Regions from separate parts of the Homo sapiens genome. Here region 2 is linked to region 1. Evidence: chromatin contacts called from ENCODE Hi-C or POLR2A ChIA-PET data. All regions are on one chromosome and are shown on one strand. The core of a region is the stretch at or near the end of the contact, and the rest is flanking DNA. Distances in the headings are between cores, read along the strand shown. Region 1 holds the start of PPP6R2 (protein phosphatase 6 regulatory subunit 2). Region 2 overlaps PPP6R2 (protein phosphatase 6 regulatory subunit 2).

Region 1 (2,617 bases), core at 59-2,558:
CTGGGGGGGCACTGACTGGGGGGAACTGACTGGAGGGGGCACTGACTGGGGGAAACTGACTGGAGGAGGCACTGACTGGGGGGAATTGACTGGAGGGGGCACTGACTGGGGGGAATTGACTGGAGGGGGCACTGACTGGGGGGCACTGACTGGGGGGAAACTGACTGGGGGGGCACTGACTGGGGGGGAACTGACTGGAGGGGGCACTGACTGGGGGAACTGACTGAAGGGGGCACTGACTGGGGGGGGAACTGACTGGAGGGGGCACTGACTGGGGGGAATTGACTGGAGGGGGCACTGACTGGGGGGCACTGACTGGGGGGCACTGACTGGGGGGAAACTGACTGGGGGGGCACTGACTGGGGGGAACTGACTGGAGGGGGCACTGACTGGGGGAAACTGACTGGAGGAGGCACTGACTGGGGGAAACTGACTGGAGGAGGCACTGACTGGGGGAAACTGACTGGAGGAGGCACTGACTGGGGGGAAACTGACTAGAGGGGGCACTGACTGGGGGGGAACTGACTAGAGGGGGCACTGACTGGGGGGGAACTGACTAGAGGGGGCACTGACTGGGGGGGGAACTGACTGGAGGGGGCACTGACTGGGGGAAACTGACTGGAGGAGGCACTGACTGGGGGAAACTGACTGGAGGAGGCACTGACTGGGGGGGAACTGACTGGAGGGGGCACTGACTGGGGGGAAACTGACTGGAGGGGGCACTGACTGGGGGGGAACTGACTGGAGGGGGCACTGACTGGGGGGCACTGACTGGGGGGAAACTGACTGGGGGGAAACTGACTGGGGGGGAACTGACTGGGGGGGAACTGACTGGAGGGGGCACTGACTGGGGGAACTGACTAGAGGGTGCACTAACTGGGGGGGAACTGACTGGAGGGGGCACTGACTGACTTGGGGGGGGCACTGACTCCGGGGGCACCGACTGGGGGGAACTGACTGGAGGGGGAACTGACTGACTGGGGGATAACTATCTGGAGGGGGCACTGACTGACTCGGGGAGAAGTGACTTGGGGGGCACTGGCAGACTGGGGGCCGGGTCTGAGCGGCGGGCGGCCGCACTCACCTGCCCTGCGGGCCGGGCGTCGCGGCAGCTCTTCGGAGGCCCGTGTGGAGGCCCGAGCGGAGGCCAGGGCGCTGGTGGAGGCAAAGCCCGGGCGGCCTCGGGCGGGCCGCACACACATGGGCCCGGCCGAGGGCGCAGCGCCTACGGACACCGGCACGGCCGGCCGGCGGCTCGAGACCGACTCGGGGCCGCGGGCGGCACTCCGATCGCTCCAAAATGGCGGCGGCGGCGCACGGGCACGCGCTCCGGGGGCGGGGTCTCCGCTTGGGGCGCGCACGCTCGCGGCCGGGGGCGGGGCCGCGCGGGTGGGCGGGGCCGGGACCTGGGCCGGCTCTCCGGGCCCCCTGGAGTGGGGCACTCGGTGAAACCCGCGTGGGAGCACGAGGGCTTGGGTGTGCTGACTGCTGCCTTGGAGTGGGTGGGGTAAGAGTGCGTCTTTCCCCTTTTACGTTTCCCTTTGAGGTATTGGCTAAAGTTTTGTGCAAGCATAGTTAATTTTGTTGTAGCCACAAAACAATCCTCGCGTGGCCCGACGCAGCATTTGAGAGACACACACCTGGGGCAGGGGTTTCCCCCGTGGCCCAGGAAAGGGCCTGTTCTCCCGGGCCTCCCTCCTGCCACAGGCCCCTCCCAGAGGCCGCGGGGCGTGGACGCCCCGAGCAGCAGGAGCGGGCTCAGCCCCGGGCGCCAGGCCTGGCCCCTCCCCGTCCCGCGTCCTGCCTGGACCCGGAGTGCCTGAGCCGCCTCCAGACAGTTTTCTCCAGGTGCGCTACGGGTTCTTGCACGGCGTTTTGCAAATTAAGTATGTGCCTATTTAACAAGTGCTGGAATTGTTTAATTCCATCAAAATAATTTCAAAAATGATTACTATTATTTCAGATGTTAGAGCGAGCCGTGGGTAAATGTTGGGAAAACATGGAGCACTTAAGGGATCTCTAAACGTTTTTTCCAGTTGTCAGTGTATTGCCCAGGATTCACCGATGCTCTCTGCGAAAGCGTATCTGGGCGGCTCAAATATTCGGTATTTCTCTTTTGCCAGCTGGCGCTGTTAGGCTTTGTCGGTAGAGGGCGCCAGAGACGTTGCAGGAGAAAAGGGCTTGGCCCTGCGGCTGGCGGCCCCGGGCTTCCCCGACGCCTGTCCCCTGCCCTGGTCAGCAGCACCCTCCTCGCCGGTTTTATAGCAGATGCCTCTGGCGAGCCTTTCCCCAGCAAAAGCTTTTCCCCTAGCATCCTAAGGGGCAGATTTCTGGCAGGTTCCGTTGAGGGAACTTCCAGGAAGTGGGGGTGAAAAAGCCTCAGCCTCACAACCTAGAGAAGAGACACCCTGCGTTCAGCAGGCTATGCCCTTCTCCTGCCCTCACCATGGTCTCCTTTGCAGGAGCGGGAGGTGCTGCTGAGTTGAGCTACGGAATGGGGACTGGGGCCAGGGGCACCAGATGCAGGAGATGCTCCTGCTGCCGTGAGCACGTGCAACTCTGCCTGATCTTGATACCCCTCCTGTGCTCAGCCAGTGCAACTGGGGTGAGCAGGAGC
Region 2 (2,617 bases), core at 31-2,530, 56 kb before region 1:
GCTTCCTGGGGGCCCGCTGTGACCCACTGCTGCTTCCCACTGGGTGAGCAGTTCTAATTCTGCAATCAGGAATGAGGAAGCCCACAGCTCAGAGTTATAAATGACACTGCTTTATGAGTAATGAAAGCGACAGCTTGGTGTCTCTTACTGACTCTTCTGTCTTATTTCTCAAATAATCCAGATCTTGGCAAGCAAACTAGACAAGAGCTCACGAAAAGACCAGGAGCATCCCCAGGCTCTAGGGCTGACCATGTGACTGCTGCTGCCTCCAGCCCTGGGGTGGCGCCCTCTGCTGTGGCCTGGGCAGGCAGTGCTCTGACTCCAGAAGGTGACCAGCCATCTTACAGTCACAGTGGCTTTTCAGCCAAGGGCTGCTCCGCAGAAGCAGGGCTAGCTGCATGTGAGGCCTTAGGAAGAGGCAGCGTGTGGGCCTCACCTCCCTGGAGCAGCCCCTGGCTTTAATTAAGCAGGGTCAGTGGCTGCTACCTGATCCCAATCCACCCAAACCAAGTGCAGCTTCTCTTGAGCACAGACAGCTCAGGCAAATTCTCCACTTTCAAGAAGAGTCCTCCCATAATTGAGCCTGTGGTCATGGAGGTGTTCTGCCAGGTCTGCAGGAGAACCCTGACCTCCAAGGCTAACAGGTTGCGGGAGGCGGTGTTTAACCTGGCAGTGCCACTAGGCAAGGATAGCAGAGTCGCGAAGCACAGGTGCTGCTCTGTATAAATGAAGCCTTCTTGGAATGTAGCCCCATCCATTTGTTTACTATTTTCTGTAGCTGCTTTCATGCTACAACTTCAGAGTTGAGCCGTTGCAACAGAGACCTTACAACCTGCAAAGCCTAAAGTATTTACTCTCTGACTTTTCATAGATACAGTCTGCCAACTCCTGGTCTACATATATATTTATATCTTCTCCATCTTTTTTTATTTTTTAAAGAGATGACAGTCTTGCTGTGTCATGCAGGCTGGAGTGCACTTACTCTCTCAGCTTCCCAAGTAGCTGGGACTACAGGCACCGGCCACCACGCCTGGCTAATTCTTTGTATTTTTAGTACAGACGGGGTTTCACCGTGTTAGTCAGGATGGTCTCCATCTTCTGACCTCATGATCCGCCCGCCTCAGCCTCCCAAAGTGCTAGGATTACAGGCGTGAGCCACCACGCCCGGCCCCTATTCTATTTCTCAAAAAAAGTGTTTTTTGTTTCACTTTATTTACAAGGCTAGTCATGTGACGCAGACAGACTGAAGAAGGAAGAAAGAAATCTTAACTGCTTGTGACCAATTAGGTGTAAACACTGCTGCACTTTGACTAGCCTCAAAAAAAGTGTCTTCTGTAATCTTAGCACTATCCTAGCACTTTGGGAGGCCGAGGCAGGCAGATTGCCTGAGCTCAAGAGTTCAAGACCAGCCTGGCCAACATGGTAACCCCGTCTCTTCTAAAAATACAAAAAATTAGCCAGGCATGCTGGTGTGCGCCTGTAGTCCCAGCTACTAAGGAGACCGAGGTAGGAGAACTGCTTGAACCCAGGAGGCGGAGGTTGCAGTGAGCCAAGATCGCGCCACTGCACTCCAGCCTGGTTGACAGAAAGGACTGTGTTTCCAAAAAAAAAAAAAAAAAAGTCTTAATATGTTTTTTTTTTTAAATAAAGAAATAGAGATGGGGGCCGGGTGCAGTGGCTCATGCCTGTAATCCCAGCACTTTGGGAGGCTGAGGCAGATGGATCACCTGAGGTCGGGAATTCGAGACCAGCCTGGCCAACATGGTGAAACCCTGTCTCTACTAAAAATACAAAAAATTAGCTGGGTGTGGTGATGCATGTCTGTAATCCCAGCAACTCGGGAGCCTGAGGCAGGAGAATCACTTGAACCTGGGACGCGGAGGTTGTAGTGAACCGAGATCGCACCACCGTACTCCAGCCTGGGCGACAGAGTGAGACTCCATCTCAGACCAAAAAAAAAAAAAAAAAAGAGATGGAGTCTCGCTATATTGCCCAGGCTGGTCTTCAACTCCTGGGCGTAAGTGATCCTCCCACCTCAGCCTCCCAAAGTGCTGGGATTACCAGCGTGAGCCACCACACCTGACTTTCATGTTTTTTATACAAGTGATATGTGCACGTGCTTTAAAACCTCAGATGACAGGGCTGGTGAGGACAGGCCCCCCTGCCCCCATCCCAAGTCACACTCCTCAGAGAAAAGCTCAGAGATGACAAGGCTGGTGAGGACAGGCCCCCCCGCCCCCATCCCAAGTCACACTCCTCAGAGAAAAGCTCAGAGATGACAAGGCTGGTGAGGACAGGCCCCCTGCCCCCATCCCAAGTCACACTCCTCAGAGAAAAGCTCAGAGATGACAAGGCTGGTGAGGACAGGCCCCCCCGCCCCCATCCCAAGTCACACTCTCCTCAGAGAAAAGCTCAGAGATGACAAGGCTGGTGAGGACAGGCCCCCCTGCCCCCATCCCAAGTCACACTCCTCAGAGAAAAGCTCAGAGATGACAAGGCTGGTGAGGACAGGCCCCCCTGCCCCCATCCCAAGTCACACTCCTCAGAGAAAAACTCAGAGATGACAGGGCTGGTGAGGACAGGCCCCCTGCCCCCCAGCATCCCAAGTCATGCTCCT

What was found. Hi-C counts contacts between places; a loop is a spot of excess contacts on that map. ChIA-PET counts read pairs that join two places held with the same protein, here RNA polymerase II (POLR2A).
Region 2: a map of HepG2 shows a loop between it and region 1 (6-fold over the local background). The contact joins the enhancer-like site here to the promoter of PPP6R2 in region 1. A Hi-C loop is called at or near these places in 1 of 168 maps with a recorded cell type or tissue (HepG2). POLR2A ChIA-PET finds 5 or more read pairs at or near these places in 7 of 52 experiments (A673, CD4-positive, alpha-beta T cell, HEK293 and 4 more).

The regions. Positions count from the first base shown.
Region 1 is chr22:50,342,018-50,344,634 of GRCh38, reverse strand. PPP6R2 (protein phosphatase 6 regulatory subunit 2) reads right to left here and starts at 1,308. Exons shown (of 24, transcript NM_001242898.2): 1 at 1,085-1,308. RefSeq lists silencers at 1,048-1,127, 1,138-1,417, 1,688-1,857 and an enhancer at 1,954-2,600.
Region 2 is chr22:50,397,519-50,400,135 of GRCh38, reverse strand. All of the region lies in intron 3 of PPP6R2 (protein phosphatase 6 regulatory subunit 2), which reads right to left. Among named protein-coding and RNA genes, the nearest start is that of MIR12114, 8.6 kb to the left of the region's middle. RefSeq lists enhancers at 1-400, 1,810-2,310. Within about 2 kb of position 1,280, at least 22 of the 41 ENCODE cell types and tissues checked have a DNase peak (open chromatin) inside an H3K27ac peak, as active enhancers do; they include A673 and CD4-positive, alpha-beta T cell, where a contact is called at or near this core.